Regions from separate parts of the Homo sapiens genome. Here all the other regions are linked to region 3. A link is a contact called in ENCODE Hi-C or POLR2A ChIA-PET data. All regions are on one chromosome and are shown on one strand. The core of a region is the stretch at or near the end of the contact, and the rest is flanking DNA. Distances in the headings are between cores, read along the strand shown. Region 1 overlaps ATE1 (arginyltransferase 1). Region 2 overlaps LOC105378523 (a long non-coding RNA gene). Region 3 holds the start of FGFR2 (fibroblast growth factor receptor 2).

Region 1 (3,608 bases), core at 199-2,698, 310 kb after region 3:
TTGGAATTTGAACACTATTCAATGGCATTAAGAAATTTTCTTCAAGTATAATAATGGTATTGTGAATATTTTTTTTAAAGTTCTTATCTTTTAGAAACGTATTCTGAAATACAGGATATCACAATGTCTGGAATTTGCCTCAATATAATTTTGGAAGGGGGAACTAGATGAAACAAGAGTGGCTATGACATGAGTCAGTAATTGTTTCAAATGCAGGTAGAGTACATGGAAGTCGATTATACTATTCAATCTATGTTCATCTATGTTTGAATAACGATTTTTTAAATTTGACAAACTATAAGTAATTTTATTAAAAAATAATAAAAGAATTGACCCTACCCCCCAGAGAGAAATAGTTGAAAGAAACTGTCTGAATTATTCAAAATATTTCACTGGGAGCTGGGCACAGTGGCTCATGCCTGTAATCTCAGCACTTTGGGAGGCGAGGGTGGGAGGATAACTAGGTGAGGAGTTGGAGACCAGCCTGGGTAATATAGTGAGACCCTGTCTCTACAAAAAATTTTAAAAGAACTAGGCATGGTGACAAGCTCCTGTATTCCTACCTACTCAGGAACCTAAGGCAAGAGGATCACTTGGCCCCAGGAGCTCAAGGCTGCAGTGAGCTATGATCACGCCACTTCACTCCAGCCTAGGCGGCAGAGCAAGACCCTGTCTCAAATTAAAAAATAAATATTTTCTTGAACTATTAGTATTAATTAGGATGAAATCTCAGACCAAAATCAACTTAACATGAAAACCTTATGTAAAAAACTATTCAATAAAATTGCAAATGGAGAATTTTCTCTACTTTAACATGTGTAACATAGTTTAGACAAGAAAAACTAAAATAGTACTAAAAATCTTTCCCTTGGATCATTTGGCATAAATATAAGAACTAATTCAAAAACTGACACATCTAATAAACTAATAACCATCCAACTTCACATTTCACGAAATAATTTTAAAAGAGTCATATACACACATATTAAATTCATTTAATACTGGATAAACTTATTAAGCCTAATTCTTTTATAAGTAATAACATAAAAAAATCTTACCTGATTAAAGGCAAAGTTAAACATCAAAATCTGGACATTTTAAAACTAAAATACACTAAAATTACATTAAAAAATTTAATGATAAACTGAAGAATTTTATAATGTCTGTATTTTGGACATAATAACTATAATTCATGTTGTCTCACTTAATGTTAAAATAAGAATGTTTATCACTCCTTTTCACTGAGAAAAATTTGATTCTCAACCCTGTAAGGCCCTAAAGTAGTAAGTAGAAATGGAACTCTTTGAAAATATCTGTATTTAGGGATAAGGCTATTGTTACAGGCTTTTTAAGCATAGTAGTTTGTAAAAGGCATGATTTGTCCATCTAATTCTAGGCAATAATAAACAAAGCAGGGTTCTGTTTTACAGACTGCACGACTAAGTCATCCTTTTGGCTGATGGAAAGACCCAGGGTTTAAAATGACTCAGCAAAAAGCAAAGCCGTGAATATGACTTGGTATCAAAAATCTTTACTACCTGGCTTAGGAACTGTGTGAACTTTAACTGAATGTGACGGTTCACCAGAGCCCAACTTCTCTCCTACGAAATCTTGTGACTGAAGTAATTCCTGAGGTTCTTCTTTCTTTGAATTTTTTCCTTCACTCTCTAAACTCTCTTTGATGTCATCACTGAGTGTTTTAAGATCACACTGTATATCCAGTTTATTTATCAATGCAAAGTCACCCGCAACAGCATCATCCATTGTGGAATCCATGGGCTCATCTACAAATCAGAAGAAATTAAAAATCCATCAGCTGGGTTATTTGATACAGTTAGGTAAATACAGAAATACAATGTTCCTATTATCCATTGTGGCAGAATTACTATCTGTCCACCAAATCCATTCTCATCCTCCAAAATAAGAGAGCTGCACTTAAGACTGGCACAGCTGGGCATGGTGGTTCATGCCTGTAATTCCAGCTCTTTGGGAGGCCAACACAGGAGGACTGCTTGAGGCCAGGAGTTTAAGACCTGCCTGGGCAACATAGTGAGACACTATCTCTACAGTAAATTAAAAAAAAAAAAAAAAAACAAAAACTGTGGCGCCCTAGCAGGGCAATGTACTGCCAGTCCCTTTACAAGTGGTGACCAAGCTCCTGCCAACAGAACATAACACAACTGATACATCCAATTATGCCTCACTAGTTTTAAAGGAAACTTGCGACCCTGAACTTCTACCCTTCCCCACAATGGCTGGATTAGTAAAAACCAGAGCAACCTGGGAAATCACATGTTAAAGAAAAGCCCAGAATGGCTGGTGGGGAGAAGAGTTGAACGCCAACCTAGAACACCCACACTGAACTGTTATGTGAGGAAAGAAACAGACTTTTTTTTTTTTGAGGAGTCTCCCTCTGTCGCCCAGGCTGCAGTGCAGGGGCGCGACCTCGGCTCACTGCAAGCTCCGCCTCCCAAGTTCACGCCATTCTCCTGCCTCAGCCTCCCAAGTAGCTGGGACCACAGGCGCCCACCACCATGCCCAGTTAATTTTTTGCATTTTTAATACAGACGGGATTTCACTGTGTTAGCCGGGATGGTCTCGATCTCCTGACCTCGTGATCCACCTGCCTCGGCCTCCCAAAGTGCTGGGATTACAGGCGTGAACCACCATGCCCGGCCAAGCCCGGCTAATTTTTTGTAATTTTAGAGAAGACAGGGTTTCACCGTGTAAGCCAGGATGGTCTTGATCTCCTGACCTCGTGATCCGCCTGTGTTGGCCTCTCAAAGTGCTGGGACTACAGGTGTGAGCCACCACACCCGGCCCCGAAAGAAACAGACTTTTATCTTTCTTTTAGTTATTGCATTTTGGTATCTTTTTGTCATAGCTGTTTATTCCTTTACTCTAATGAGTACATCACTCCTAGTTCCAGGCACAGATAATTCAGAAGCCTGTAACAAGTCAAATAAACAACCAAATATAAACACTACAAAAGAAAGAGAGGCAGCCAGATGTGGTGGCTCACACCTGTAATCCCAGCACTTTGGGAGGCCAAGGCGGGCAGGTCACAAGGTCAAGAGTTTGAGACCAGCCTGGCCAACACAGTGAAACCCCGTTTCTACTAAAAATACAAAAAAATTAGCCAGATGTGGTGGCGGGTGCCTGTGGTCCCAGCTACTCGGGAGGCGGAGACAACAGAATGCCTTGAACCCGGGAGGTGGAGGTTGCAGTGAGCCAAGATTGAGCCACTGCACTCCAGCCCGGGCGACAGAGCAAGACTCCGTCTCCAAAAATAAAAGAAAGGCAACCACCAATTTACAAATGGACAGCATCTTCAATGCTTATCTCCATGTTCATTTTTCTAACTCAGAACCTAATTCCTTTTTTTTTTTTTGGTGGAGACAGAGTCTTGCTCTGTCACCTAGGCTGGAGTGCAGTGGCAGGATCTTGGCTCACTGCAGCCTTGACCTCCCTGATTCTTGTGCCTCAGCCTCCGAGTAGCTGGGACTACGGGCGTGCACCACGAAGCTCGGCCAATTTTTTGTTGCTCTGTCACCCACGCTGGAGTGCAGTGGCACAATGTCGGCTCACTGCAACCTCTGCCTCCCAGG
Region 2 (3,427 bases), core at 134-2,633, 290 kb before region 3:
ATATGGATGAATTCCCAAGACATTATATTGAGTACTGAGTGAAAACATTATGTTGAGTGAAGCCAGACACAAAATAGTCCATACCAGATGGCTGCATCTATATGGAGTTTTTCACATGAGAAAATTAATAGATGATGATAGAAATCAAAGCAGTGACTGCTTCCAGAGTGGGTGGTGGGGTTGACTGGGAAAAGGTACAGGGATACTTCCTGGACTGATGGAAATATTCTATATCTTACCAGGGGTGTGGGTTACATGAGTATCTGCATTTGTCCAAACGGACAGAACTAAATACTTGGAATCTGTGCATTTCACTAAATGTAAATTATACTTCAATTTTTAAAAAGCATTGGGGAAAAATTATCTTTTCTATTTTAGGCCAAGACTACGGATAGATCTCTAAGAGAGCTCTTATAACCTTAGAGAACAGAATCTCGCCAGAAAACAAAGGCCTCACCCAGACCAGGGGAGGTGGCAGGGCGTTTCTCTTCAATTAATTTGCAGTCTTAGACCAAGGCAGGATATAATGATGACATTAACCAACCACAAATCCCAGTGACTGCACATCTTGGAAGGCACTGGATAGACTACGGCAAGTGTCAGACACCTCCTGAGTGCGAACCTCTTGAAATCTTCTCGTTCAACCTCTTACTCCAGGTACCTCTGCAATGATCAGTTCAGTGCAGGCGCAGTCCACTTGCACTTAGGGGCAGCCTAATGGTGCCTAATCATTCCCTAACCTCATACCTCTTTCTGCCTTGGTCCTTCTCTGATGCCCTGGGGTGGGACCCAGCACATGCATGTACATCCAGGAACTGCAGGTGAGTTACAGCCTATGTGATCACCTTGGCTAGTGCCAGATGGGGAGCTGGTAGGCCGATGCATCCCTCCACATTGCTTCTGCAGACATTTTTGAGCACACTTCCTAAGGCTCCTTAGGAAACCCCTTAGGATGGTGCCTCAGTCACCATTGACTACACAGTGATCAACTCAGTAACATATATCTCTTTACTGACTTGCCCTCCTTCCCTTTTCCACTCCATCCTTCCCTTCTGCTCCCTGGGACCACTTTTTCAATAAGCCATCTGCATACAAATCTTTGTCTAAGGGTCTATTTTCAGGGGCACTAAGGCCAAGGCACAGTTTGTGTATATGTACAGAAATTTACATCTACATACACAAATGCTTCCCTGGGTGCTGAGACCATGTATAACACAGACCCCTATTCAACTGGCTGCGTGCCTGGAATGTTGTTCCTTGTATAAACTAGAAAGAGACTGATGGCCTCCTGCTAAGAGAGTCAGCTCTTGCTAAGATACACACCTTGATAGGAAACATAACAAGAACCATGACCAATGCCCATTCCAGAACCATTGCCTTTTTATGTAAGTAATGAACCCATCCCTGGGCTGAATTCAACCCCAGGAGTGTTGAGTCACTAGGTTTATACCATTGATTCTGCTGCTAATGACTAATAACTGAGTGATGGATGGAATAATACTGCTTCCAGGGAGACACTTACCTTCTCAAAGAAAAAACTCAAAACGTGATTTTTAACTTCTGAATGACTATTTTTCTCATATACAGTGAATTACGATAAAGTATCAAACCAATATCGAAAGACCACTAATATGAGGCAAGCATCAGTGCTGTTTGTGGTTGCATCTCTTGTTGGGTTCCATGGCCTGGCCAATCCTCAACCACATGAGAGTACTCTTGACAGACAGAGAGTTTGGACTTGAGGGTTCACATATCCTTTCTTCATTCATCTACTGTGTATACAGTGCATAGCTTCAAGCAAGGAATGTTGCCCTTTGTGTTTCTGTCTTTCTCCTGGGCAGTGACTCGCCTTTTTTTTTTCTTTTTTGGACTTACAAAGAGACTAGTTAGTGAAAGACCTAGTGTAAATATGACAAAACCCCTTCAGTGGGGATAGTTCATTAAAATCAAATAGCTTGTTACAACAGGTTTTCAGCTGAATTGCTTAATGTATGTTTTATAAAACTTCTTTACAAGGCATCTGCCAATGTTTAGCCAGAATGTTGGGTTGGTGTGTTGGTTTTCCTCTTCAGGGAAGATTCAAGAAAATGGTAATGGGATGTGAAGACAATTATATAGAAGCATGTTGTTGAAGACTGGAAAAATAAATGAAGAGCTATTAAATCTGCTAGAATTGGAGCCAGGCTCTAACTATGCGTAGAAACAGACTGGCTTCGGCCCCATCAAGGCACGTTGAGATCAAGCCCATGAAGGATGCATCAGCTTCCATTATAATTACAGCCACTGCTCTCAGTTTTACATAGTTCTCACTCCTGACACAGGCAGCGTTGGAAGCACAGAGAATCCGACAGAAATGCAACTTCTATTTTTGGAATTCCAGTGTGTGTGGAGGAGGGGGATGCAATGCATTCTGACTTTGATTGTGTTTTCTCTAGTTTATAGATTAACCTAAAATAGACTGTGTGTTTCATTAGAGCGAAAGAGGATATAAGATCTCTACTGAAAGGAAAATCTTCTTTCTTCTTCTACTAAGTGCACAAATAATTGTTTGCCACTTCAGCAGCTCAAACTTACAGAGTAAGAAATGTTCATGAGTATGGCATCCAAGGCTGTCCACTCTCTGACCCCCCCACTACTTCTCCAGCCACCTTCACCAAATAGACACATGATCCAATATTTTAGGTTCCCTGCTGTTCCCTGCACACACCAGGTGACTTCAGGCTCCAAGCTTTTGCTCATCCTGCCCCTTCACCTGGCAAGCCACTCCTTGTCTCCTTGTCTCATCTTTCATGACATAATCAGCCTCTCTAGGAAATTTTCCAACCCAACTTTTCCATTTCAAACTAGGTTTGTCCATTTCCTCTTTGGAAGGGGACAACCGTTCCCTGTACATCCTCTTCCATCTTGCATCCCAGAACACTAGAAAGCAAATTTTTTGGAGGTAGAAACTGTCTGACTCATTCCTGTACCTTCACTGCTTAGCACAATGTTGAACACATGGTATGTCTTATGACTAACTGAATGAATATCACACAAGGCAATTTGACTTCTTTTCTTGAGAAAGTGAGAAAATATTGGAGGATTGCTGCCTTGGAAAACATTTGGAAGGATTCGGGGCTATGTTCATCCAGAGATTCCAGGATATTACACACAAAGCCCTAATAAAGCTATAGCGAAAATACATTCTGCAAAATCACTAAGGCTTCTCCTACTCAGGGAGTCAATGTGGCTTAATCCACAAACTGCACCCTGTGCCGCTTCTCATTTCCTGATTAAAATTCACATTGGATTTCCAGAAGAAAAGTGCAGTTGAACAGATGAATGAGGAAGATAAGGGAACCCATTTGGACGGCACACACTGAAGCTGCTTAAAGTCTGCACTTCTCTAACTTAGGAAAATATTCCTCCTCGAAGAATCTTTGAGACA
Region 3 (3,769 bases), core at 270-2,769:
AAAATGAGTCGAGCCCGGTGGAAGATTTACAGGGATTTGGGACCAGGGAGACAATGGAGTTTTAAATGTTGATAGCGTTTCACACCAAACACATAATGGGTGCCCTGAGTTTGAAAGCAGGTTTGCCTTTAAGGGTAGGTTTTATTGAATTGGGAGAAAGGAAGGAGGGTCTGGAGAACGGTCTGCAAGGGAGCGGGGTGCGAGGAGAGCGACGGAGGCTGGTGGTCCCCGAGCGGGCCTCCTGCGCCAGGTCCGTGGTCCGCGAGGGTCGGAGCCAGCGCCACGCAGGGCCCTCGGCTTTTTTCCCCAGCGCGGCCCCGTGGCCGAAAAAAATGAGCGCGCAAGTTAGAACTCGCCTGCGCTTTCGACATCTCCCAGCCGCTGCGGCAGAGCAGGCAGGCGAACTAGAAAAAGTCGGTCCAGTTCGCCCCCTAGCCCCAGGCGCACTGCGCTCCCTCCAGCGCCGACGGCGGCTGCGGGCGAGGGGCGCCCAGGCACCGGAGCCGTCGCCTCCCCAGCAGTGCCACCCCTGGCCATCGCCACCCCTACGGGATGTCACCGGCCCCACCCCAGCGGCCCCCTCCCGAAAAAGGGGTCTCCGCAGGGCCTGGATGGTACGGAAGTTCCCAGGACACACGGATGGGGCACCTCGGAGATGACCCCGGGAACCGGCCTGCGGGGCTGTGCCACGGGCAGGCGAACCTTCCGCCCGTCTGCTCTGGGGTCGGAGAAACGCGCCCAGTCAGCGGGAATGCGCCCGCCAGGGTTTGACAGGGAGGGGGGCGTCAACGCCAGAAGCAGATGTCAGCATCTGGATGGGGGTAGCAGAGGCAGAACTTCCAGAACGCCGGCCGTCAGCACGCACCCACCTCCCCCATCACCTATGCAGCCACAGAGGGAGGACACGGAGCGTCCTCCACAATGCTAGTCCTTCCGCGCCCCCCGCCCGGAGGACGGTGCACCCGGCGTCCCGGGCTCCCGTGGCGCCCACGTCCCCGGCTGGCGAAGCTCCCCGAGGCGTCTTGCGCGGCGATTACCTTGAATGGCAACGCTCCTCCGCGACCTGTGTTGTCCCCGCGCCCCGCGTGGGTCGGGATGGAGAAAGCGACGAGCCCGGGGTTGCGGGGAGCAACTCCAAACGCAGAAGAGTGGTCCTTGGGTCTTCGCCGGCGCCAAGCCTCCCGGGCTTCACGCGTACCCCAGGCTGCGGAGGAGCGCGGGCATGACGCCCGCGGGCTGCCCTCGGATTTGGGGAACGAGAGGAAGAAAGGACTCAGGCTTGGCGTTGCCTCCACCAAACTTTGCTCGCGAGTTGCGAAGGCTCAGAGCGCGCAGGCAAGCTGCGGCCTCGGGGCCCCCGGGGCTCGCGGCCGGCCCCCGCCAGCCCGGAGAGCAGTCGCCGCGCCGGGCCAGGTACGCCGCATGCAGCCCCGCGGCGCCCGAGCTTTGTGGCGGCCGCGCGCGCTCCCTCGCCCGCTCCGCACCCGCCGCCCGCCCGCTCGGCTCTCCACCGCGCTCTCCTCCAGCCGCCGCCCGCGCCGCCGCCGCCGCCCCCGCCTCCTCGCGGCGGGTCACGCCCCCACTGAAACCCGAGCCGTTTCCTGGACGGCGGCGCCCTCTCTGCCAATCAGCGCCGCGCGCCCGGGCCGCCCCGAGTCCCGCGCGGCTCCCGACGCCTCCGAGCAGCCGGAGACACCGGCCCGGGAGGCGAGGGCTCGGCCGCGATGCGGCCGTAGGGATGCAGCGACAGCCTCCGAATAAGGCCTGGTCCCGCGCCCCGCGCCACCTCCTCCCTCCTCCCCGGGCGAGCGAGGCTGGCCAACGGCTCGCTGAGCGACTGCGTTACGTTGTTTTATGTCAAGTTAGAAAACAAATGACCGAAGGCTCTAACCCTGCCCTCCCGCTAAAGAGACTTTAAAATGCGCCTGCTTGATACTGCGGGGAGGGTTGCCAGGCAGCTGAAGCTTTTGGAGGAGAGGAAGCCACTTGGAAATGTTCGCAGGACATTGCATGTTTCTGTCCTTCTAAACAATAGAAATGAGAGGAAAAAACTGAATATTAATGGAGGCCCTACTATGGGAGGGTCACACTACATAGGTGATTCTATTTCATCTGCCCAACCACCCTGCAGAGTACTATTCCCAGTTTCTGATAAGGAAACAGGATCAGAGAGGTTAAGTAATTTGCCTAGGACCACACAGCTGGCTACTAGGACAGCCTGACTTTGAATGTGGCTCTCTCAGAAAAAGCCAAAATTGCATCAAAAAAAAAAAGTGTTTAATAATATATGTTTGGATTAATAAAAAGAAATTCAAAGGAGTCTAAAGACAACTCTACCATAAATAGACCTTGAACAAAGTAATTCCTCCCTCTGAATCTTAGATTAAAAATCATAAATGCAAAATCTGATTCTTCAACTGCACACCAAGCTGTAACTGGTTAAAGTTCCTATGTCCATTTACCTTTTCACTAAGCCGTGTCTTCGGAATAATTTATTTTAAATATGCTTTTTCTCCCTCCTTATTCATCCAGCTCCTGAGCAGCCGTGCTTAAGTTCAAGACCATATAGATTAAAACCTTAATTATTTTTCTTTAGAAAAGGTCACTAAACCCAGAAATGCTTTAGAATCCTTTTGAGGCCTGAAGATAGATGAAGCATTGAGAACAAACCTGACTTGGAAAACAGACTTTTCCTGGATTTAGAAACATATTTGCACCTGTGTCACTAACATTGCACCCTTCATAACATTTACAAAAATATTTTTCAAGGTGCTACATGATTAGAAAATCATTTTTATTCACAAATATAGCACAGAAAACGTTTATGCAAGTTATTTAAAAGCCACACAAGTAAGAAATCCATTTAACTGCCTCAGGCAAAAGGCTATAACATTGTATTTTGGAAATTTGATAGCAACAAAATAAAAACTGGTTCTTAAGCAAAATTATCCCTCTATATGCTTGGTGGGAGGGTATGTTTTTGGTCAAGTCCTCTAACCTGGATTAGCCCCAGAGCCTATACATTAACGGACACCTCAGCCCAGGTTGACACTTAGCCATTCACTCCCACACGGGTTGTTCTGATAGCAGTATGTTTTCAAGTTCTCAGAAAAGGGATGCAGCTGAACGTGTCTGCCTGCTCGCAGGTTGCCACTTACATCTTTATATTCCCCACCAATGGGAAACTCGAGTGTCTCAGGACAGTTCCTTTCCCATCCTACACCGCATCCATCAGCCATTGAAAATGCTGTTAACACATTCTCACATAAATTAATGGTGCAGGAAGCCGCTGTCCCTATCCCCCATTCATCAATAGCTTTATGCATGTTGAATGGAAAGGAAGCTTTCCGCTGAAAATGACAAATAAGAACACCTACTTTCATGTCCAGGCACAGTTTGCAGAATGTATTTTTTATAGAAATGAAAAGACACCAATCTATCAAAAGCTCCTTATTCCCTAAAGAGGGCTCATATATAAGGGACTGAAACCCACAAGACCACAACAGGAAACTCTTCAGTTTTGAGGAGGGGGGGGAAGTATGTTTAGAATTATTTTTAAAAAATCAATTATGTCCCCATATTTAGTCTTCAAGTGACCTCAGACCATCCAGGAAAACCTTCACACCACTGAGGCTTCTGAATGAGAAAATAATCTCTTTACAGTTTTTTCTTTTCTCTTCCCTCTTCAAGTGGCTGGAACCCCTTTCGTCAATGGCCTCCCATGAATGGTGTTGCTAATAAAGCCTATTAATGAGCTTCCACGGCGGAG

Evidence for each region. Hi-C counts contacts between places; a loop is a spot of excess contacts on that map. ChIA-PET counts read pairs that join two places held with the same protein, here RNA polymerase II (POLR2A). Pooled maps may share reads with other maps.
Region 1: a map of dorsolateral prefrontal cortex shows a loop between it and region 3 (4-fold over the local background). The contact joins the enhancer-like site here to the promoter of FGFR2 in region 3. A Hi-C loop is called at or near these places in 11 of 168 maps with a recorded cell type or tissue (Caco-2, GM12878, HCT116 and 7 more), 18 of 37 single-sample maps with no recorded cell type and 23 of 50 pooled maps. POLR2A ChIA-PET finds 5 or more read pairs at or near these places in 1 of 52 experiments (BJ).
Region 2: a loop to region 3 is called in a map of MCF 10A, with 5 times the contacts of the local background. The contact joins the enhancer-like site here to the promoter of FGFR2 in region 3. A Hi-C loop is called at or near these places in 7 of 168 maps with a recorded cell type or tissue (MCF 10A, dorsolateral prefrontal cortex, mammary epithelial cell and 3 more), 1 of 37 single-sample maps with no recorded cell type and 7 of 50 pooled maps.

What each region holds. Positions count from the first base shown.
Region 1 is chr10:121,909,368-121,912,975 of GRCh38, forward strand. ATE1 (arginyltransferase 1) reads right to left here. Exons shown (of 12, transcript NM_001001976.3): 5 at 1,539-1,784. Among named protein-coding and RNA genes, the nearest start is that of ATE1, 17 kb to the right of the region's middle. Within about 2 kb of position 1,449, at least 2 of the 41 ENCODE cell types and tissues checked have a DNase peak (open chromatin) inside an H3K27ac peak, as active enhancers do; they include GM12878, where a contact is called at or near this core.
Region 2 is chr10:121,306,373-121,309,799 of GRCh38, forward strand. The region is part of intron 1 of LOC105378523 (a long non-coding RNA gene); the gene reads right to left. Among named protein-coding and RNA genes, the nearest start is that of LINC01153, 130 kb to the left of the region's middle. Within about 2 kb of position 1,384, at least 2 of the 41 ENCODE cell types and tissues checked have a DNase peak (open chromatin) inside an H3K27ac peak, as active enhancers do; they include mammary epithelial cell, where a contact is called at or near this core.
Region 3 is chr10:121,596,925-121,600,693 of GRCh38, forward strand. It overlaps FGFR2 (fibroblast growth factor receptor 2), which reads right to left and starts at 1,520. Exons shown (of 18, transcript NM_000141.5): 1 at 1,038-1,520. RefSeq lists an enhancer at 1-726.